Linked DNA regions of Mus musculus: region 2 is linked to region 1. Evidence: chromatin loops called from intact Hi-C (ENCODE). Cell type or tissue: gastrocnemius. All regions are shown on one strand. Each heading gives the region's core, and the rest is flanking DNA. Links, peaks and the distances in the headings are about the cores only.

Region 1 (12,402 bases), core at 2,530-10,529:
GGCGGTGGTGGCGCACACCTTTAGTCCTAGCACTTGGGAGGCAGAGGCAGGCGGATTTCTGAGTTCGAGGCCAGCCTGGTCTACAAAGTGAGTTCCAGGACAGCCAGAAATCCACAGAGAAAGTAAATTCACACAGATAGCGCCTCACATGGGAACTATGCTTTCCACTCTCAGATTCTAAGAAAGAGATTTAAAGGATGAGCACTCTTTTCTGTTGCTGTAATGAAACATCATGACCAAACCAACTTAGGAAAGAAAGCAGTGAGTTGGGCTCACAGACAGAGTCCATGATGGTGGAATGAAGGCATGCAGGAAACACTGAGAGCTTACTTACATCACAAACAATAAGTGAGAGGCAGAAAGAACTGGGGGTGGGGGAGGGGAGGAGTTTGAAACCTGAAAGCCTACCCGAAAGGGCACACATTCTTTAACAAGGCCACGCCTCCTAATCCTTCCCAAATTGTCCCATCAGCTGGGACCAAGTATTCAAACCTATGTGTCAGAGGGGCCATTTTCATTCAAACCACCACCTGCATTAATGATTCTCGTGACTTTAACACACAGAGTCAATTTAAGTTATTATGCCAGCAGCAGGACTGCTGTCCAGGGAGGCAGAGCTTCACTCTGCTTGCTGCCCTCACATCACCTCTCTCTTAATCTAAGAATTGTATGAAAACTCTAAGGGGCTTCCACCCCTCAGTTGGCACTCAATGTAACAGTGCTTAATCTTTATCAAGCATTGCTGCTGGAGCAGATTAATAATTCAATAACCACCCTAGGAAAGAAGGTAGAAATGTAGATTAGCAATGGCCATCACCCTTAGAGAGAATCTGGAGAAGCAGACTGTTAGCAAAGTTAAGATGTTTCCTTAGTGGCTCTGATGTAGAAAACCTTGGGGAGCAAAGGAAAAATCCTTTTTTTTTTTGGTTTTTCGAGACAGGGTTTCTCTGTGTAGCCCTGGCTGTCCTGGAATTCACTTTGTAGACCAGGCTGGCCTCTAACTCAGAAATCCCGCCTGCCACTGCCTCCCGAGTGCTGGGATTAAAGGCGTTTGCCACCACCAGCCGGCTTGTTTTATTTTTATTTGGAGTGAATCTTTGTGCACGCCAAACAAGAGCTCCTCCACTGAACTACAGGAATAGCCAGAAAGGATCTGTCTAAACTCCTTTCCACATCTTCAGCTCCTATATTCACATTTTTCAGACAAACTCAGACCTTATCAGAGTACATGTACAGTACTAGTGCTGAACTAGGAGTCAGACCCCTTGGTTCACGTTCGGGCTCTGCAGCAGCTAACAGTGTGAGTAAAGTGAACTGCTTGGTCCTGAGGTCTTCTCTCAATGGAAATCAGAATACCACCTGCATAAAAGGCCCTTCCATGGGAAAGAGGTAACACACCCAAAGCACACGGAGCACGGCATACCTTACTCAGTAACTATTAGCTGTGCTTACTTTTTTATTTCCATTCCTCCTAATCTTATCCCTCTGTACTTAACCCAACACTCCACTCTGCCAAGACCCCTCCCCATCCAATCTCCCTCAATGCACACACTGCGTATTTATGTTATCTCCCATTCAGCTTACCAGAGTCGCTGTGGATCAAAGCACCTAGAGGGTCCACATTAGCCTTGGATGGAACTTCAGGCTTCGAATCTCTGGCATGATTTCCTAGTCCAACGACTGCTCTCTGCCTAGCCCCACCTCTTCTCCATTTATGATGTTTACCAGGACTTCTGATCTTTGCCATCTGTGAATGTCTGGACATGCCCTTCATTTTGCTGAAGTAAGAAAAAAATGGAGCAAAAGAAACATGGATGTTAAATTGACCACTTATTCCCTAAGACAGAAAGAGCCCAAATTAAAGAAAGGCCCAGACTTAAAGGTTCACACCCCACAACCTAAGTCTCATTCACTTCTAGCTACAAGTTTCCAAGTATTTCCTAAAATAGGGCTCTGTTGTGCCATCACTGGCAGATTTTCTTAGCGTGTGCCATTCTCAGATTGTATGTAAGCATGTCTTATAAAACACACCCATTCTTATTTCATTAAAAAATTACTTATTTTTAAGGGCTTCAAGGTTTGCAAAGCATTTATAAGTATGTCACCTTCAGCAGATCTTCTCTTTAAGAAACACTCAAGTAGGTCCTCTGAGTAAAAGGACAATGATGCCTGACAGCTCTGTATAACGAAGAACACCTAACAAGTAAGCAGCTAGGGTTAACAGCACTAGCCACCACGTCCTGAACTGTGTCTGACCTGTGTCACCACCAGCAGATGTGTCTGACACCATCCTGACCCCAAATACCAGTGACAAGTACTTCCTGATACAAGAAAAGTTAAGAAGTACATCCCTAATGTATACAAGCCACTCCACATCAATATGTATGCAACCAAATTTATAACTCCTGAAAATTAAGGACGGCAAGCCCTCTGAGGCTGGAGAGGCGGCTTGGTGGTTAAGAACACATCAGTCCCTTCCAGAACTGGAGTTCAGTTCCCAGGATCAACACTGGGTGGTTCACAATCGCCTTTAACTCTAATTCCTGAGATCTCACACCCCCTTATAGCCTCTATAGGCATTGTAATTATGCGCACAATTCAGAGCCCCCTCAATACACATAATTAGAAAAGAAAATTTAAAAACAAATACCTGAAGAGATATTTCGCCAAATGAATAAGTACATAAGATGCTGGATATTGTTAGTAACATTACCAAGCACTGAAAGACAGACAGACAGAAAGATCGTGTGTGCGTGTGTGCGCATGTGCGTGTGTGACAGAGAGAGAGAGGTAGAGACAGAGAGAGCGCTAGCATCAAGTAGTGCATATAGGATTTGTATATGTAAACAAGTAGTGCATATAGGATTTGTATATGTAAGGCCAGTAGAATAAAATGGAAAAATTCTGAACAAGAAAGTGAGAGTGGAAAAAAAAAAAAAAAAAGAAAGTGAGAGTGGAGGGAAAGGAGACCTCATGTTTTACTGACAGGAGAGCATGGCTGGCTGTATGACAGATCTACTTTTTATTAATAAGCAACTGGCTAACTGCTTGAATGACAACAGGTGATTGACTGAAACAATCCTGTGGGGCATCCTTGGTTACACTTCCTACAAACATCCAAATAAGAGTTTGCTTGTCTGAAGGAGCACAGGGCAGCATGGAGGGAAAGGACTGTTCCAACCCTACCACATGTACAAGGTAGCGTATTTAAGATACAGTCAGAATGGGAGCGGGGGTGGGGGGGTATGAAGAGGCTGGCGTGCTCCCTCTCTTCCTCTTAAGCACAAGCTTTTGAAGGAGCGCGGAGGACGCACATGGACAGCGTCCAGGAACTCACCCATACTGTGTGGTTGTCAACACTTCTCCTCTCTTTGCCTTTTCCAGTTGTAACTTTTTCTTCCTTTCAATATTGGCCAGAGTTGGGTAGTTTCTAGGGAAAAAAAAATGTAAAAACATCACAAACTTCCAATTGCTTCTAAAATTTAAGAGAGAAAATGCAGTTCATGTGTCAGTGTCTCAGCTGTCCACACAACTCTGCACCCAGGTAAGGAGCGTGTGCTAGAATTACAACTGCCTAACTCACGCAGCACGTGCGAACTGCTCTAACGTCTCTGCTTAGCATGCACCACACACAGAGAAAGTACCTGCCTAGCCAATTACTCTTGCAGAGATACACCATGCACACACAAAGTCACCAACATAAGAGACATTCTCAAACAACAGTCTACTAAGGAGGACAGAAAAAGCCTAAGCATAGCTGCACCCAGGAGAATACACTTTTCTTTGGGTGGGGTGAATTATTTCAAAATGAAATCCACAAAGAAATGCACATGAAAGCAACTGGTCTGAAACAGTGCCAACAGAGAGCACTCGGTGGAAAGGTTTGGAGTTTGTTCTCAGTAAGCTAAGTAATACAAACAACTCAAGATCACAGAAAGAGTGGCCACTACCACCAGGGAATTATTTTATATAAAACATAAATTGCCTACAGGGAACTGAGTTGCCAAAGGAGGCTCAACCTACAATGTTGTACTCAATCCAACAGGTGATAGCAAACCACAGAAAAGTTCTAAAGAGCTAGGGAGATGGCTTAGTGGTTGAGAGCACTGACTGTTATTCAAAGGGCCCAGGTTCAATTCCTAGCACCCACCTAGTAGCTTACAACATCTGTAACTCCATTTTCAGGGAACCCAACATCCTCTTCTGACCTCCCTGGGCAACAGGTACACACATGGTGCAGAGACATACATGCAGGCAAAACATTCATACACACGAAATAAACCACTTTGTTGGACAAAGTAGCACACACCTTTAATCCCATCACTCAGGAGGCAGAGGCAGACAGATCTCTGATTTTGAGGTCAGCTTGGTCTACATAGTGAGTTCCAAGACAGCCAGAGCTATAGAGAGAAACCCTGTCTAAAAAAAAAAAAAAAAAAGAGAAAGAAAGAAAGAAAGAAAGAAAGAAAAAAGGGGAGAGAGAGAATGAATGAATGAGAATCCTAGGCAATGCACACCACTGATTCCATTTCTTAGCACAAGATGTATGGAGATGCCAGCCCTAAAATCTGGCAATGAAACAAATCTTCATAGTATAGGAAACATGAAGGAGTGAAACACAGCCCTCACCACTCAGGCTGATGATCATCAGAAACACCAACTAAAGTTCTGCCACTTCTTCCATCTATCACTGGACTGGGGACATAGCTCAGAGGGAGAATGCTTAGCATGCACATGCCCTTGGTCTGACCGTCACTAGCACTAAACTAACATACACACCCGCATTATCAGCTCGTGGAGCACAGACAGTGACAACTATTGTCAGTTATCCCGTAGTCTGGAGACAAGACTGGAAATGGCTTTGGGGAGTGGAGAGAGAATGGGGAAAGGCAGTGAATTTCAGTAAGGACAGTGCAAAGCATGTACCCAGCTATAAATAGTGGCCGTCCATAAAGAAGAGATGATGACTGCACGGGCTATGAATAAGCACAACAGGCAAAGAGCAAGGTCGTACAAGATGAGAACCTGACAACAACAGATACTCGTGAAAAGCAAGCATGACCTAAGGTTTCACAAAGTGGACTCTTGGCACTTGGATGAGCGTGACCTCTTCCCCGACATTCAGGGCAATGCTGAGGAAAAATAAAATTTGGAGTGGCTCAGTAGAAACTCCAAGCTGATGAGGAGGGGGGAAAGTAAAGCCTTCGTAGGAAGACAGGCACTGTGGCAGTGGAGCCGACCTTAGCACTGTGGCAGTGGAGCTGGCCTTAGTAGAGCTACTTTGTGGGCTCTTTGTATTTTTTAAAGAAACCAAAATCTCTGCCATGCCCTGCATGCCCGCCTGTAAAAGATGAGAGAAATGCTTAGAGAACAGCCTTCAGGGAGAATGGGTGACAGCTGTTCCCCATCTGTAGACAGGATGTAGAGAAGCCAGACACCACAGGCCCTGTGGTGGCTCAGCACCAAGTTCAGGGCTACTCAATGCCCTCCATGCAAAGGGGGCAGTTCAGCGTCCTACTGATGTCTTTACAGGATGGAGTCCACTAGTGGGTGAAACTGCTACTCTGCACAGTAAGCCAATGCTTTCCTTGCACTCAAACTGCTGCTACTCTTACTGTTTCTCCTAGGCCTATCCCAGACAGAGCACAGCTCCTCTCTCTCTCTTTATTAAAAACCGCTCGAACACAAGCTTATGCCACTGTAGTTTAATTTCAAAGTCTTTCTGAACGTCAGAAACATACACCCATTAATAAGAGGTAGACAGGGAACTCAGCCTGAGCTGGGAACAGCAGACAGGGGCAACGATGGGAAGAGAAAAGCTCCACCTAGTGGACATTGCCTGGGAGACAGGCTCTCCTACTTTGTAAGCACAGTGGGCCCTCCAACTTTGGTTAGTCTGAAAGATAACATAAAGATGTAACTTTTTTTCCTGGCTTTAAATCCATAGTCCAGGGTCTCTTTCACTTTTCTAGCAGAATGGCTACACAGATGTTAGCACTCTATTGTGCCAAAACACACACTGGCTTCCTCCAGAAGAGCACCTTTCACTAGAACAGTAACCTTCAAATTAAAAAGCATTTTGTTGTACCAATGTGGAATTCACTCATTTTAGGGTACACTCTTCAAAATCTGAGACTGATGCAATGTAAAATACATACTTGCAATGGAAATGTCTGAATATAACACAATATGATGTTATATGGATATATACAATGAAAGTTTAAAGATAAAATAAATTGGGGCTGAACAGATAGCAAGGCCGTTACTGGTTGCTCTTCCAGAAGACCCAGGTTTAATTCCTCATGGCTCACAACCACTGTAACTCCAGCTCCAGGGGACCCAGCATCCTCATCTGGCCTCCTTGGACACTAGGGATGCAAGTGGTAACAACAAGCACATAGGCAAACACCCAGTCACACATAAAACAAATCTAAGAATCTTTCAGTTCTTTAAAAATACACATTGAAAAATAAAGATAAAATAAGCGGAGAATAGATAGCTAGAAATAAAATTTAATATTTTTAAACTGCTTAATATTAGAGTACATGTCTTATAAATCTATCAAATGAACCAAAATAAAGAAAATATTTCCCATGTCTTTTTTTTTCCTGCCAACCTACCCCATTTCTCCCTTTCTAAAATGCCTTGCTTTCTATATTTTACAGGCAGAGCAGCACAAGGTCAGACACTCCACCCCAGCCTCCTGAACACCAGGACTACCGACACACATCCCACACCTAGTTCCCTATCCTGCTAATGAGTATGTACTAACGCTCCTGAATACCTGAAGGGGCAAGACCCAAGAAGTAAGATGTGAAAGAACCTCAGATGAATTAAAAGGTGCACAGAACACTTAACATCGCAGGTACAATAAATGTCACCCCAACCGCCACTCCCGTGTCCTCTCTGGCACCCCTCATGCTCTCAAGTCCCTAGTTCCACTTCATCACTCAGTATCTTGCACCCATTCATCTCCCAGCACTTCTGACGATGGTCACTGAATACCTGCAATCTACACTGAAAGTTCTACGTGAGAGAAGTCATGGAAAGCATGGAAAATTTTGTCCCAGCCCTCCTTTATTCTAGAGAGTAGGGGCTGCCCATGAATTTCACTCATAGTTCTGAAACACAACCAATTTAAAACTGTGTCACCACGCACAGTAACACACAGCTGCATATTCTCCCTTTTGGCAATTCTGTTTGGGGGACATTCCAAGTTCACGCCCACTAACACAGTCTACTTCTAGATAATGAGGTCTGCATGGAAATCTACTTAAAGCTGACGCACACCTATTGCTTTCCTAATGAGAAGCTGAAAACTAGGCTCTGTTTCCTTTGTTGTCTAGAGTGTGGGAGTAATATGAGAACAGATGTGAACCTTCTGTCAGGCAAAATCAGAACAGGCAGTGAAGAGCAGTGCAGTCTCCCCAGCGCCAGCAGCAGCAACAGTACCTTGAGCTTGTTTTTTCCTAGGAAGGATGGGCCGCTTTCAAGTAAGACGTGGACGCAAGGCTCCTGGAGGACACAGTTAACTGATGCAGACCTTCAGGCACTCTTCCTCTGAATGCTTCCCTAGGTCAACCAGCAACGCTAGAGTCCAAACCTCTCCCCAACCAAGTTTGGCAGTTTCCTTTGAAGTGAAGTATATAATCTCTGCATGACCACCCAACACCACTTCTGGGTACTTATCCAATACAAACATAAGCCTATATTCAAAGCACAAACGCACACACAAATGTTTATGGAAGCTTTAGCAATGCCAAAATACTCTCACCGCCTCTCAAGTGGGAGATGAAGAAACCACTGTCATTGATAGAGCGATACAATGGGACAGAAAAATACTCTGAAATGAGAATGAACTAGTACTACACCCAACATGCATGACTTCTGAACCTCAGAAGTCTACATGCTGCATGGTGCCACATACATGATTTGACAGTACAGAACCACAATTGCTAAGTGGTCGGGGAAGGCATGATTTAACTGGGCGAGGCAGGATGTAACACTCTCTATGGCTACTTGTGATAGTGTCCATATAACGGTGTTTAAAAAGTTACTTGCTATGTGTATTATACCCTAGGTGTGGAGTGGAGGGTGGGTAGCTCACTTTTCACAGCAAGCCCTCCCAAACAAATCTACTTTCCAAAGCCTCCTCTTGCCTAATGAAAGAACTGTTTGGCTAAGCAGTATTATCCCCACGTGTTACTGTTAGTGTTTCAATAGCATGTAGCTTTCTAGGCACCTCATATATTTGTTCACTATTTCCCATTAGAGTGAAAGTCTCTGGCTTTGGGAATCTTAGCTATAAACAGCAAAATGTTTAACTTCTCAATTACAAAATGCCTGCTTATGAGAAGACTCAGCTGATAACAGTACCTGTGGCTGGGTCTCATGACCTGAGCTCAATTCCTGCAACACACTCGGTGGAAAAACAAAATCAACTTCTAAGTTGTCCTTTGACCTGGATTCATACACTTGCCTTGGCATGCACATACCCACGTACATACACATATATAGACACAGATGTACAATAAGTTAAAAATCTTTACCTCTAACCTTCAAGATAAATATTACCAAGAAACTAGTAAAAGACACGGTTTCCATTAACAAATGGTCTAAGATTTCCTGTTAGCACTTGACAATCACCTCTTCCACCAGAGACTGTTTTTCCTTGAGTCACTTGCTGTATGGTCCACAAGGGGGCAAAGTTCACCTTCACAGAGAGAAAAGCCACTTAAGAATGCAGGCTTTTAAATTGATTGTCTAGTGATAACAATCTGTTATTAAAAACCACAGCAGTGAGTCAACTGGATGGCTCAGAGGATAAAAGCAATTGCCACCACGACTGACAACCTGAATTCCACCCCAGGAATATACACACACACGCCTTTAATCAGAGACAGGCAGATCTCCGAGTAGGAGGCTAGCCTAGTCTACAGAGTGAGTTCCAGGACAACCAAGGATATAGAGAGAAACCTTATCTCAAAAGACCAAAATAAATAAATAGATAGATAATTTCAAGCCCCATTTACATACATCACATACACCACTTCTACCTATGGCACTGGGTGACATAAACAGCCACGTAAAAGATGTACTTACTGGTCCAATATTAACTTATTCAAGAACACAAAATGCAAAATAGCTCTCCAAAATGGGACAATACTGGACACAGCACAGTATTTAAAGACGGCCAAGGCTTTTTTGTGAAAACCCCAAAAGAGGCAGGAGTCTGGTCGCTGAGCCAGTGTGCAGGACTTCAGGGATGGAGAAGGTCTCCCTCTGAGACAGAAGCAGCATCAAAACAAAAGGAACAAGTGAGGAGTTCAGCCCTGCTTGGTGACATACCCTTGTGATCCCAATACCTGGGACACTGAGGCAGGAGGGCTGTCATAAGTTGGAGACTAGTCTATTCTACATAGTGAGTTCCAGCAGCCAGGGTTATTTAGTATATTTAGTAAGAGTCTGCCTTAAGATAGAAAAACAGAAAGAAAAAATTGCAAAATAAATAAAATAAAATAAAAACAACAAGAACAACAAAAACCAAACCCACAAAAGTCATCAAACGGTCTAAAAGGCCATGTGACATAGACAAAAAGTCTACCCGATACCAAAATCTTTGAAATAATGTAGAAATGTTTTACCTGAAGGACAGCCCACATTTAGAATCGTGATTACCAGTATTCTAAGAGTTTCAACACTTTAGCTAAGAGAAAATGTGCTTGGCAAATGTTGCAATTGTACAGCCGGTCATTTGTGTAACAGAATAACAACTACAAAATGAACATCTCATTTTCTACCACAGGAGAACCAAGAAAACACTGAGGTTCTCACTAGTCTAGTCAGTCCCTCAAGTGGGCGAGCACCACCAGTTCACCTGCAGAGTATATCACAATTGTGTGGCTTTCTGAACAGAGCTTAGAAAGCAGGTCAGGGAAGAAAAATGGAACAGTGGAGCTCAGATGTTGATGGGGCTCGTGCGAAGACCAGAAGGGCTCACTGCAACCATCAGAGCTATGGATGGAAAGCCATTTCACATCCCTCAAAAGAATTCAACATTTATAAAGAAAGCTAGCACCACTGAACTAGACCAGCAGCCTCCAAGTCATCCAACTACCGCAGAGAAAAGCTAGTGTCCAACAGGTCATTTCTATCCCAGCTAGCAGGGAACCACCTTCACTATCCCTGCTGTGAGCTTTCCAGACCCTGAGTGTCAGACAGAAGGTGGAGTCACTACTTGTTTATCCTTCTATACAAAATAATACGGAAAGATCTGATCAACACATAACAAAGACAGAAGAGCCCAGTGCTAGTGGGGAGGTGGGGCCATAAGAGGTAAAACAAGAAGCCACAGAGTGGCTGTATTTACAAGCTATGCTCTATGCTTAAGAGGTTCAGGTAGCTTTCTCAAACTCTGAGACTAATTTCATGTCAGGCTGGAGGGCAAGGACCTGTAATCCTAGCTACTAAGAAGACTAAGGACGAAGGATCAGGACTTCAAACAACCTGGGCTACTACCTGAATTAACATAGCCTGAACACCGGAGCCAGTCCCGATTTTAAAGCTAACGAGTTGGTGGAGATTAAAAGCACTGGCTGCTCTTCCAGAGGACCCAGGTTTAATTCCCAACAAATACATAGTGGCTCACAACCATTGATAACTCCAAGTTCCAGGGGATCCAATGCCGCCTTCTGGCCTCCTCAGACACTTAAGCACACATGTAGTGCAGACATACATACCAGCAAAACTGTCAGACACATAAAATAATAATTAACACAGCTAGAGACTGTGGCATGGTGGCAGAACGTTTGTCTAGTAAGAGCAAGGCCTTAAGTGCAATCCCAATGCTACAAATGAACACATTTAAAGCAAGTGAATGAGCTCTTGTGTCTGACCTTCCTTAGCTTAGTTCTAGAGAGCAGTACTACGGTGGCTTAACTGAGACTGCCCCCCAAGACTCATGTATGGAAACACTCAGTCCTAACTGTGGCACTGCTTGAAGAGGTTATGAAGCCTTGATGGACAAAGTATGTCACCGGCAGCTCACTTTCAAGGGTGATAGCCTCACCCCCACTTCTAGCTCACATTGTTTCCTGGTTTACCAACACAATGTGATCAGCCAGCTCCCCGAGGCAGTTGCCTGCTGCCTGCCACACCATTTCTGTTATTATAGACTCTAAATCTCTGGAACCATAAGCCAAACTAAACTTCCCTAAGTTGCTTGTGGGTATTTTATCAAAGCAACAGAAAACAAACTAACACAGTAACTGCTTCTCAAAGTGCACAATCAAGCTAACAGTTCTAGCCCTGTCTTCTGTTACAGAATCAAACACGTGAGAGGAAGTCAAATGGAGCTCCAGGCAGACTGTTCCCAAGCGCACTGCAGCCAGACATCAACTACGCCATCTCTGCTAATATAATGCAAAGCCATAAGTTACACAGCAAGGCTCACACCTCTTAAACATTATCACAGGAATGAGTCCTGCACTCTCTACAGGTAAGGACAAGCACATGTCCATCTTGTTCACTGCCCCCGTTCTGCGTAGCAGAAGACATCATTCAGCTATGTGGTCAGACAAAAAAGTAAACATAGCAATGTACTGTGCACTTTAAATATTAGAAGCCCATTATTTCCCCAGCCACTGAACGTTTAGTAGGTGGCATGGACTCTTCAGAGTCCCTAGAGTCCCTGTGTAGTATATCTGTTATTTAACTGGAAAGTTCCTATAAATCTCTCCAAACTATATTCAATAGCCTCATACAATATAACTTACCACCGTTCTCTTAGTATCACCATTATAAAATAATTCAATGAACTTCACTATCTAATAAAGATTTTTTTTTTTAACGATCAACTAACACCATTCTCTGTCACAATGAACCACTATTGAAGAACACAAAACGAGGCTCAGTCCCTTTCAGTGGAATACACAGTGTTATAAAGATCACACTTCTCTTTTCAGATTCATTACAACCAGCCCGGCCATGATGTTGCAACACCCAAGTCTTACCCAGTAAAACAAAGTTATTTATTGGTTCATAATTCTTTACTCACTTTCGTCTCTCTTCCCTCCATCTTGCAATCTCCTCTGGAGTGTCTAGCTTGATCTTCTTCATACCAGGAGCATGCATCTAGGGGCAGAAAGCCTGCTGAACATCAGGAAGCATGCTTGGGAGCTTAACTAACCGTGACATTGTTTTCAACATTGAACTTACAAGCAGAACATATCTTAAGCTAGCCACCATTCTCATTCTAACTCATTCTCATCTCTAAAGGAAGAGCACCATTTTTCATGTAGCTAGAACAGTGCTATCGATGGACAGCAGCAGCTTAAATTTTATTACAGATACATAACACATTTAATTGATATTACACATCCAAGTGACCAACTTAGCAAGAAA
Region 2 (12,402 bases), core at 1,696-9,695, 350 kb before region 1:
TGCTCTGCACGGAACCAAAGGGAACCTACAAACATACAAGCCTGCCACCTTGTGGAACACATGCAGAATTACAACCTCCGAGCTAAATGTACTAAAATATACTAGATATTAAAAAACAGTAATCAAGATAACATATCCATTCTAAAACATTAAATATTAGTGGAGAGGTCCACTAGCATTCATTCAACTGGTTGTTATTAATGTTTTATTTAGTGAAATCATTTGGAATCAAAACTAAAGTTTCTCTTTAGACATGAGCAGAATTGCTCCCGTAGATAGTGGAATAAACTTGGGGTCTCATCCCCTCTTAGTTACAATAGCCACCACCTATGCTTAATGAACACAACACGGCAACTCCACTGCCCACCAACAGCACCACTGGACCAATTTTACCCTATGAAGGAGAATTCCTATACAATCTTTACTATTTCATAATTAGACTGCAATGAGTCCAAACTCTCAGAAGAATCTACTCATTACTTCTTGATAACAAACTGCCACAAAAGAGCCTGGTCTAAAATAGCGAATAAAAGACAGAAAAAACCATTGACTTTTTCCGAGTACCTGCTGCAGTCATGGATTTTTCAGAAAGCAGTAGCCTTTGGGGAAACACAGCCTCCTTTGACGCTGAGGGTTAGCCGTGGCTCTTGTGAGAACATGGGCTGCCAGGTTACAGAAACTCCTTGTGAATGTGGCTCAGTGCGATCCACAGAGCTTCCGATGGCCCTGGGTCTGGTCCTTTCCGGGTTCCTATAACAGTCTGCGTGTCCACCTTGGGGAGGAAATAATCCTACGGCCTAAGGGACTGACAAACTCTTAGAACAGTGCTAATGTACTTCCTGCTTCCAAGGATTTAGTTATTAAACCTGGACAGGATGGACAAAAGCTACAGAGACAAAAATGGAGAATCTGTTCCAAACGTCTTTTTTTTCAGATAAGGATTCCATCTTTTGGCGAAGTGTTTTCCTTTGTTCTGTTTTGTTCTTCACAAACAACAAAACAAAACTTGTAGGCGAGAAGCAGGGAGATCATTACTTTTTTTTTCTGCTCTACAATTCCATCTGAAGGAAACTGGAAAACTGACTATCTCCAAATCTCCAGAGAAAGGCTTCTCTCTCCCGTTGTGAGCCAGCATTCCTCAGGATGAGTCAGCATTCCTCATGCTGAGTCAGAGTCTCCCCCCACCTTCCTGTCCGGCCCTTCAGCCCCTCAGCCCCTCAGCACCAATGGCATACAATGGTATATCTGTGTCTCTTTCCCTCTTACCCACACACACACAGCAAACATCTAAGCACCGGGTCTTAAGAACGAAAACATGAGGAGCCACAGTTACCCTCCGAGTATGGTATTAATAATTCAAAATGGTTTAAGCTCTGGTATCAAAGTTAAGAGCTAACTGTGCTATTCAACTCAATTTCTTTTCTCTCTTTCTCTTTCTCTTTCTCTTTCTCTTTCTCTCTCTCTCTCTCTCTCTCTCTCTCTCTCTCTCTCTCTCTCTCTCCCTCCCTCCCTCCCTCCCTCCCTCCCTCCCTCCCTCCCTTCCTTCCTTCCTTTCTTTCTTTCTAAAGTCTTACTCTGGGTGTGGTAGCACACACCTTTAGTCAAAGTGCTAGGGGTTTAGAGGCAGGTGGAGCTCTGTAATTTGAGGCCAGCCTGGTCTACATAGCAAGGAGAGCTAGACAGTGAGAGAGCCTGCCTTTAACAAAAAAAGGGGGGGAGGGGAGAAAGGGAGGGAGGGAGAGGAGGAGGAAAGAGGGAGGGAAGGTCTCACTGGATGGCACTTGCTGGTTGGGAACTCTATGGAGAACAAACTGTTCACATCTCCCTATCCCCCTGCCCCTGCTTCCAAGCTGCTGGACTTGCTCATGACCTTGTACCGTCACGCTAGGCTTTAGAAAGAATCTCATGTAATTTATCTGCCAACTGAAGCAAAAGACTCCTCTTGTCACCATCGCCATCCAGTCCTCCAAGTATTTTTAAAGTAGCTCTTAAGATTTCCTAACTAGGGCTGGCGAGATGGCTCAGTGGGTAAGAGCACTGACTGCTCTTCTGAAGATCCTGAGTTCAAATCTCAGCAACTACATGGTGGCTCACAACCACCCACAATAAGATCTGACACCCTCTTCTGGTGTGTCTGAAGACAGCTACAGTGTACTTATGTATAATAATAAATAATAAGTCTTTGGGCCATAGCAACCAGAGCAAGTGGGGTTGACCTAAAATTTCAATTCCCAACAGCCATATGAAGGATCACAACCATTTATACAGCTACAGTGTACTCATATATATGAAATTGTAATATCCAAAATAAATTCAAGACTACCCAGTACCTTCCCCCTTCAAAAGGACTTTCCAAACTGTACTAGCAGGCCAAGTACAGAGTCAGATAAAAAAGCTGGCTGACTAAACAAATATAGAAACATAGTTTTAACGGTCAAAATTACTAAGCTTCCAAAACAAGATTAACAATTCCTTTGTCCCGCCTCATACTAAAAACCTCAAGGACAGACAAAATGAGAGTCACCCTCCACAAACCAACCAGTATCTAAAAAGGTTATTGGCTACACCAATTAAAATAAGCCAGACTAAACTGGTGCCTATATCTGGCCCTTACAGAGTTATAAAAAGTGTGTCCTTTCTTTGTTCTGGGTCTCTCCTCCAGCCTGCGTGCTGAGAGGGGGTTCCCCAACCTGTTGGATAAGTAAATTCCTCATGCGTTTTGCAACGATGGCAATTTCTGTGGTCTTTGTGAGTGAGGGTCTTTTGATAAGCTACAACAAAATAAATAGATAATTAAAAAAAAAAAAGATTTCCTAACTAAGAAAAAGAAAACAAAATGGCTGAACTGGACTTAATGCCAACCTCCAAGAGGACAGCAGCCAACTGCCTCCCCAGGTAAAAACCAGTGTGTGGGGGAGTGGGGGTGGGGAGCCAGTTCATCCCTTACTAGAGCCACAGTTAGTACTCACAACGCTCTTATCTCTAGATCACAGTACAGGCTTCATGTATACAATGGTGGCCGTCCTCCAAGCCTGCCTTTGCCCCCGCTCCCCACACCAGGTCCAACTGACACTCCTGGGGGACCAACAAGTGCTTCAGATGAAAGTTCTCAAGTTCCATCTGACCCTCGAGGCAGTTTCTACTTAAAGGGGAAGCAGCCTAATTTATTTATGGTGACACACTATGACAGAAAGAGTAAAAAAATGCCATGATACATGGTAGAGGTATTTACCCCATTTCAAAGGGTTAAGGGGCACAGGAGATTGTCATGGGGCTTTCCGAGTTAACCGTTATGACCTCTGTTGACCATATCTACCCAACCCTAGACCTCAGAGAGATTCAGTGAGAGTTTCCGCAGGCCTTGAAATGTGTTTGTATGGCGAGAGGAAAACTAGTGGTAAACAGCAAAAGGATTTAGGAATGAAGGAAGACTTGGGGAGGAGAAAATCTAACAGGGAAGGAGGGAGGAGAAAAGATTAGGAGGAAAGGAGGGTGGGAAGGAAGACATGAAGAGGGAGAATAGGAGGGAGGACAGAGGAGGGAGGAAGGAGGAGAGAGAGGAGGGAGGAGGGAAGTAAAGAAGGGAGGAGGGAAAGAGGAGGGGAGGAGGGAGAAAGAAAAGAGAAAAGAGCTGACAGGAAGAGGGAAGGGAGAAGTTGAGGGAAGGAGAGAGGGAAGAAAGGAGGAAGAGGAAAGAATGGAGGAGGGAGGAGAGAAGAGGGAGGAGGGAGGAGGGAAAAGGACCCAGTGTCCCAAATAAGCCGATGATGACAATTGCCACCAAAACATAGATCATACAGTCACTGAAAATTAATATTCTAACAGAGCTTGAGGGCAAAACAGATTTAGGGTTTTCAAACTCAACCACGATGTGATCACTGGTGTAACAGGAAACGAGGCACTGATGTCCACCCAGCTCCTACTTCAGCAACCACAGAAGCAAACCGTACGCGAACCGTAAAGCCACGGGTGCAGCTTCTTTCCAAGAACCCAAGGACCAAACCATCAAAATCGCCTCAGAAAACACAAGTGTTAGCTCTACGTCCGTGGACAAAGTATAAATTTGTAACATAATATATGTAGGTAACTATTAAAGTTGACTCTCCTTTTTTTGTTGATTATCTAAAAATCGTCAATATGCAAAAGCAATGATCGTGTGCGCTAGTATTTTACTTTTATATTTTAATTGTGTGTTTGATATGTGTGTATTTGTGGTATGTATGTGTGAATACAGTATGCGTGTGGGGGAGGTATGTATGTATGTGTGCAGTATGCACAGGTATGTTCTCCCTGCGCATGTCGTGGGGAGGACAGACATCAACACTACCTGTTTCCCCACCACTCTCCACCTTATTCTTTGAGACAGGGTCACTGAGCCTGGAGCTCACTGTTTTGGATCTGGCCATCTCCACCCTCTAAGCTTTTATGTGGGTGCTGGGAAACACAACTCAGGTTCTTGTGTCTATGTAGCAAACTTGGTGCCATCTCCTCGCTACATATTTATTACAAAAGAGTATTCGTAACTACATGACTCGACACATCGACCATTGTGAATAAATGCTGTTGGTGAGTACTGCACACCTATAGCCCCAAACACTTGGAAGATTGAGGCGGACAGACCATAAAGTTCTAGATCAGCCTAGGCTATAGTGAGACCCACTAAAGAAGCCGCATGGGGGCTGGAGAGATGGCTCAGCAGTTAAGAGCACTGACTGCTCTTCCAGAGGTACTGAGTTCAACTCCAAACTCCCACATGGTGGCTCACAACCATCTGTAATGGGGTCTGATGCCCTCTTCTGGTATCTGAAGAGAGCAATGGTGTACTCATATACATAAAATAAATTTTAAAAAAAGATAAAAATAAACACATGTAAAAACAAATAATAGAGGCCTTCTACTCAGAGATAATCCTTAAGTTTAAAAACATAGCCAATGTTAAAGTATAATCGCTTAATACTTAATAATTAAAGCTAGCATAAAAATAGACTTTTCAGGCTGGAGAGATGGCTCAGCAGTTAAGAGCACTGACTGCTCTTCTGAAGGTCCTGAGTTCAAATCCCAGCAACTACATGGTGGCTCACAACCATCTGTAATGAGATCTGATACCCACTTCTGGTGTGTCTGAAGTGTACTACAGTGTACTTAGATATAATAAATAAATAATTAAAAAAAATTATCCTAAACACATCTTACTAAGAAATTAATCATCATTGACCAATCAAAGTTAAAGTTAAAATCATTCTAATGTATTTTCTAAGATGGAGAATAAAAATAACATCACTAGCCAGGCAGTGGTGGCGCACACCTTTAATCCCAGCACTTGGGAGGCAGAGGCAGGTGGATTTCTTAGTTCGAGGCCAGCCTGGTCTACAAAGTGGGTTCCAGGATAGCCAAGGCTACACAGAGAAACCCTGTCTCAGAAAAAAGAGAGAGAGAGAGAGGAGAGAGAGAGAGAGAGAGAGAGAGAGAGAGAGAAAGAAAAAAGAAATTAAGTTCTGGGGGCTGGAGAAATAGCTCAGCAGTTAGGAGCACTAACTGCTCTTCCATAGGTCCTGAGTTCAATTCCCAGAAACCACTTGGTAGCTTGCAACCAACCCCAACCGTAATGGGATCTGATGCCCTCTTCTGGTGTATCTGAGAACAGCAACAGTGTACTCATAAATAAACAAATCTTTTTTTTTTTAAGAAGTTAAATTCTAAAACAATAAAATAACAACTATAACTTTAGACACAGCTCCCCCATAATTACTGTGCACTCAATACTGGGCAGACCTGTACACCAAGGTAGCAACAATAAGTTTTCATGTAGAATAAAACTACAAAATGTGTTAAGAAACACAAGAAACAAAATGTAGCTAACCTTGAGGTTTAAAAAGGCTAGAACAAGCTAACAAAATCTTACATAAATTGTATGTTAACATACCGAAGTTTGGTTAGCCTGAGAATTTGAGATTATTTCTCTAAACCAAAGTATATGGAAGGACCCAGAAATGCTGAATATGAGAAGTGAAAAAGGCAGCAAATGAACTCAAGAAACTCGAAATAACCTCGCTCAGCCCGTTTTAATCCAGTAGTCTTTGTCACCATGATCAATTTGAGTGTTTTAAACCAAGAAGTGTGAACGGTAGCATGATCAGTAAGTTTTAAAGCTATCAAGAACATTCCTCGGACTACTCTGAAGTCAGACTTCCAAACACTGGCTAACCTGGAACAGACACTGTCGTTAGAACAGCCAAACACCCAGATTCCACACAGCAGAGACTAAATGAAAGTCCCCACAGCAATGCCCCAGCTATGGGACAAGGCTTCAGGGGAAAACAAAAAACAAAAACAAAAAAAAAAACAGATCCAGATGTACACCAAGAAGAAATTATGCCTACAAGACAGCAGGTGGCGCCAACACACCATGTCCTATTAGAATGCCTTCCATATCCTACAACTTATTTCTATATGTAGAACCCCTGCTACCTAATGATTTTATTTATGTAATACTTTGTAATTTTTAGGACATTGCTTTCATTACTCTGAATACACAGGCACTTTATACACCCATTACAGCTATTTTTAAGATGCATTGCTTTAATAAAAAAAATTAGGAAATGTTAAATATAAGAAATATGCTGCCACAAAGCTCCACGTTTAAAAAAGCAATGCCTAGAGTAGAAAGCCATCTGTGTGTGAAAAGGCCGTGATGAGACCTTACTCTGTTAACCTAAACTTTAAATTTAAAGTACATGTAGAGTAAAATGGAGTAAGAACGGAGAGAGTATGAGCAGGTAAAGCCGAAAGTGCATGAATGCACTGAAGCGCCCTCAACTCAGCCTCACAGGCGGAAGATAGCTCCCGTCAATTCCAGAAATGCTAACATCTTCTTTGAAACCAGTTCCTTCTATAAGAATTTCATTTCTACATGGGACTATGCAGAACATGATCATTTGCAAGCTGCAGAGTATACCACACAGTCCTCGTCCCCTGCCCCACTAACCCATCCCAAGAGCTTCCAACTGATGTAGACGTGCACAGAACTTTAGTTGGTCTGTGGCAAGAAATGTGCCTGAGCATTTCTTTCTTGTTAGTCTAGGATGGAAAGGCAGCTAATGACAGAAATGGCTAAGCCTGTAATAATCACAGCAAACACAACGGAATGTTGATAGCATGAGGCAACTACACACCATTCTAGAAGTTAGTCCAGTTGTTGACTGCTACTGCACCACACTGACACTGGCTGAGGGGTGCCTCCCACGGCACTGTAAGTCAACAGAGGCTGCTCACCATGGGGTATGTGTCTTGAAACCACAGAAGACACATGGTGCTCCACTTACATGACATCACAGGACGACGGACAGAAAATAAAACTTAAGAGAATGGGAGCTCTGCCTGTTTGTCATTAAGGAGTCGTAGTGGGAGGCAGTGATGGTGGACGTGATCCAGAGACGTTGGCACGACCTAGACATACACATACTTGTAAGGTTTTAAGTAACATTCCAAGTACAAGTTTGCTGGGGGGGGGGGAAGTAATATAAACAGAATACTAAACAAAAGCTAAGCCCTCTCCCATCCCCTCCCCATTCCTGCTTAAACGTTTAGTTCTCAGCATTCTCATTTTCGTAGAAGCCCATCTGAAACCCCACTAGTTGGTAACCACACTGAAAATATAATCTTTTTCCAAGGGAGAGTTTGAACAGAAGTACCCTACATTTGTAATTGCTGTTCCCAGAAGGACATGAATTACTAAACGAAAATTTCAGTGGTAGGCAGGAATCTCCTCCCCGAGTGTTACTGTCAGACAGGTCTCAGAGACACCCAAGGCAGCACAGGCTCCCGTCACCGCTCCTACCTACCTACAATAGCTCTGCAGCGATAGCGTGCTGCAGAAACTCCACAGGACGCAGATCAATCTGAAACTGCCCGGAAAGTCCCTGCTGTCACAGTGCTGAAGGGGCAAGGCGGACTGCAGCCAGAGAAAGACATCAGTGCCCTGACTTCAGTGCTGGACCCTCACTTGCTACAGTAGCGCTTGTCAGGAAAGACTATCAAGTGGGGGTGTAGCCACAAGACTGTCTATCAGGGTAAGCAACAGCAATCCTGACTGATGCTGGCATGCTCCACAGGAGGGAGTTCATACTTGATACTATAGACCTAGGCAAAATCCTTATCTAGGGATGTAACAGGCCAGGAAGAATCTACTGGTATCTGTTGTTACTGTTGTTTTTCTACATGATCACTTTACCAAACTGCCTTCTAAACATTTCTATCCATAGCCTGGCGTGGCTCCCAACCTTAGTCAGAGAAGCATCTATGCCTGACTGTTCACAGTGCCGCTAAGAAGCTACCACGAGCCCTCAGCCATGAACGGGACACAAGGAGGAAAGGATGTAAGGACAGATCGCAGGGCAGAGTCTCCGGTCACGATGTGGCTGCTGCACGCTTGAACACTCAATCTGCACAAGGTCGAGCCAGATCAGAAGGCCGGCGAGAGGTGGGAGGGGCTCCCGAGGCCCCGCCCCTAGTGAAGCAGCTACTGCCTTGGGAGAGCCGCTTTCTCTAGGATGGTCACTGGTGAGGAGCCGCATTCTCCAGTGGATGAGCCCACACTTGTGCACACATGGATGGCGCTAGCTGGACTCGATGGTTTTCAAAAACGTACGTTCATTAAAAAATTATGAAAGGAAGGAATGGACTCGGAGATATGAGGGAGGGATCCTGGGGAGTCGTGGCGGGAGGCAGTGACGGTGGACATGATCCAGAGATGTTGGCACGACCTAGACATACACATACTTGTAAGAAGGTTTTAAGTAATGTTCCAAATACAGCAGGGGCGGCCGTCCTGACATTTACAGCCGATTGAGTTATTTCGGCCTTTCACCGTCCAACAATTCTGCCAATAGGAGTGGTCTTCTCAATTAAAAAACAAAACAAAACAAAACAAAAACCCTCAAAGCCGTATGTAGTAAATACTAGATTTCTTATTAGTTTTCCTAGGAGACATTTCAAAAACATACCACTGGTTCAGAAAGACTAGCTAATGAGGGTCACTTTCAAAGCCAGAGTGGGGGACCCGGGGACTGAATACTTCAAGAGAGTGAAACAGAGAGGATGCAAAATGAAATCTTCCTGCCATTTGTTGCTGTGAAACATCTAAAACATCTCATTAAGAAAAGTAAGCCAACCCAATTAGAAAGGTATGAATCAGAAGGTACAGTTGACAAATCATTGGAATAAAGGAAAATGCAACTGTTGCGTGGGTAACATCAAACTTGTAGAATGACTAAATACAAATCTAAAATTACAGGACGATAGTTCATGTACATCGTGAGGAGTGGAATGGGTAGTAACTGGGGTTGAAATCTAAGGGATTCGGTTTTGTTTTCCTTTGAAAGTTGGTCTTAGGATAATTTCAGACTTTTAAAGTTGATAACACAAATGGGATGAATGAGAAGACCAGCAGTGTAACCCAGAACACCCAAGCTAGGAAGGGAGTAAAACACAATAGGTAGAAAAGCAAAAAACAAAACAAAACAAACAAACAAACAAAAAAACCCCAAAACAACAGAATCCTGAATCTAAACCAAGAATTGGAGGCAGGGGGTAGATGGAAGTCACACAGTGGTCCTAACTCGCCAGGGAAGGGACTTAAGCTGCCACTGCCCGCACCGAGTGCCTAGGAGACAAACTGAGTCTCACGGGCATGGAATTGGGAAATCTGGAAAGTAGGGAATGGGAGTATTGAGCATATTAACCTGGAAAGATTATATGCTTTGCAGAGACAAAACCGAGTCCAGTAACAGTTAAGATGATAAGCACTACACCTACATGGTTTATAATATGTTAACTTATTTACCTCTTAACTAAGGCTTTTCACCAAACTACTGCATGCAGAAGACTGAGAGGTGGTTTTCCCACCACCCGAGGACAGTCCTTAAGTAGTGCCATTCTAGGACCATGAAACAAAGGTCAACCCATTCACACAGACGCCATCAAACTTCTCAAGAAACTTCAGTAAAGAAATCCAGCAGGCAGACTGCTCTGTTCCCACTTGACAGCCAAGTAAACGGAGACTGGAATCGAGTTACCCGACCAAGCTCACCTTGCTAGCACATCATGGAACCAATATGCAGATTGAGCCTGGCTCCACGACCCTTGCTACTATAGTCAGGCCACTCTGCTACTATGAACCCTTCCTCCACATGGCGATTTTCTCTGGCCTATACCTTAAAAACCTGCCCTTTTCAAATATTTATAAATTAATTTCAGTGATTCACAGTGCAACACCAGGCATGTAAACTAAAGACCACAGACAACTTCCCCTGGACCCCTGCAGTAGTGGGCTTACCAAAGGTGTTCAGCATTTGCCTGATTGATCATTGTGACTAACTGCAGTTGTAAGACAGTGATAAACAGAGGAAAGTGAGACTAGGCAGGCGGGCGGGCGGGCACAGCTCGCACAGCACAAACACGCCTTGGGAAAGTCAGCCACAGGACCCTATTAGCACAGGGAGCACTCTGGACAGCCTTACAATGCAAACGTCCATAACCGGTACTTCTCAAGTTATCTAAGCCTAGGATGAAGGCTGCTAGCTCTGCTCCCGGGCAGGTACCCCCAAGATACAGATTAAAGCAGAGGACATAAAGATGGAGCCCCTAGAAGTCTGCTGGGGCTCCATTCTTGGAATCTATAAACCTAAGTAAACTTGGTAGAAAAAGGGAGAAAATAAATGGTCTCTACCCAAAGTACAAGAAGCCATACGCAAATACCTTTGAATTTTCACAGAGCTGTCGTTGCTAATAGGTTTGTAAATCATCCCGAGGCCCAAGATGTCGTCAGTTTGAGAAAAGAAGGGGTGAAGATATAATCTACAACATAAATTTTTTTTTCGGTATTTCCAACTCTAATGCAGAGCAAACCGGAGCATTTGCTGTAGAGACATCTTTACTCTGAGACAAAGGCGGTATAGACAGGTGACACGGAAGCAAAGCTGGCCACTGATAATGTGGGTCGTAAGTATCCCATCACGGTCACTCGATCCTCTCCCTCCCTCCACTTGAGCTACTCAAACCCAACCTCAGAATTCCTGGCTGTTTCTGCTTTTTATTTCAATTAGAAACACTTGAGACACTTCACCACTAAAAATACGCTAATACTGTCCGGACAAAACAGAGCTTGCATTCCTATAGAGAGACAACCCTGTCAAGCATGCCAGTTAATATGCCTGGACTTCATGCAGGAATCCCAGCCAAGGTAAAACAGAGCCCCTGCTGGTGCTTCCTACCAGTACTTCCAAACACATGGAAGACCTCCAGCCTGGAAGAGGGTATACATTGTAACCTGATATTGTCCAGGGGAATAAAACCAGCTCAGGCCATTCAATCCGGCTTTGCTTACTAGGATAAAAGTCTTCTCCAAGAGAAGAATTATTAGCATTATTTTAACCCGTTAGGTACTTTTAAAGCTTCCAGAAACTTTCCATTTAAAGTCTTCAGTGAACGGATGAAAAATAATCTAAAGTGAAATGAGGGTATCATTTGCCCCAGTGATAATGGCTATCATTCCTTCAATCAAGATCATGGAAAATAAAACTGATACCCAAACTGACATCATATGTTTAAACCGTCCGAGATTTAACATGGAGGCCAGCAGCAAACCTTAATCTTCAACACCCCTTCTTAAACACCCTAGTTGAATTTGCTAGCGAAATGCATGAGCATGCGAGGGAGCTGAGAACCCTTGTACCGGGAGACAGTTCCACACTGCTCCTGGGCAGCTGTGCTCTGCATATAGGCATGCAGAAGGCTGTCTCCAACAGAGGCCGCCGAACGATTGACTATGTTCTCCAAGTATTAAAACTATGTGCTGTTCTGGCATCCAGGGGCTCCATAGTCGTCATCTTTGTATGGTTTCGGTTAAAATGTGTATTTTTGTTAAAACGACATTAGGCTTGTTTTATCCAAACCATATAATTAAACAAGGAAACCACATGCTCTTTGTTAAACGATCCCAGAAAGTTTTTTCAGTGACCTCACTTTGACTGATGAAACTGCCTTGTGCTGGCTTAAAGGACCGCATTTCAAAACACCCTTCGCACATTTCAGTACTCATCTCTGGGCTATTGTGAAGACTAAGTAAGTTAATATATGGTTAAAAGACTTTGGCTGTTATTGGATAACTCGGCTTTTTTATAAACTTCAATTTGATTCAAAAGGTACTTCAGGAAGTGCCAACTACGTTTAAGACACCATGCTAGATTCTATGGGGCTAGTCACAGAACGATTAAAACATGCCCCGTCCTGGAGGTACTTAGGGGCGGATTTTTAATCTTAACATGTATTAATGGAGCTAGGAAGATATTTCAATCAATATAATGCTTGCTGCACAAGCAGGAGAGGACTGGAGTTCATATCTCC

The links. Hi-C counts contacts between places; a loop is a spot of excess contacts. Peaks named below come from ENCODE experiments on the same cell type or tissue, not always from the same donor. Only the 100,000 strongest peaks of a DNase experiment are listed, where the experiment ranks them.
Region 2: a loop joins it to region 1, with 10 times the contacts of the local background. A loop is called at or near these places in 19 of 42 quality-filtered maps.

Annotation. Positions count from the first base shown.
Region 1 is chr14:76,115,514-76,127,915 of GRCm38, reverse strand. Nufip1 (nuclear fragile X mental retardation protein interacting protein 1) reads right to left here. Exons shown (of 10, transcript NM_013745.5): 5 at 12,056-12,132; 6 at 3,338-3,430; 7 at 1,585-1,778. Among named protein-coding and RNA genes, the nearest start is that of Nufip1, 11 kb to the right of the region's middle. In gastrocnemius, for the core only: CTCF peaks have their summits at 5,834 (motif pointing left) and 8,698 (motif pointing right); a DNase peak (open chromatin) is centred at 5,815; H3K27ac peaks cover 1,479 bases.
Region 2 is chr14:76,467,591-76,479,992 of GRCm38, reverse strand. The region is part of intron 1 of Tsc22d1 (TSC22 domain family, member 1); the gene reads right to left. Among named protein-coding and RNA genes, the nearest start is that of 4930444M15Rik, 47 kb to the left of the region's middle. In gastrocnemius, for the core only: CTCF peaks have their summits at 5,630 (motif pointing left) and 6,395 (motif pointing right); a DNase peak (open chromatin) is centred at 6,392.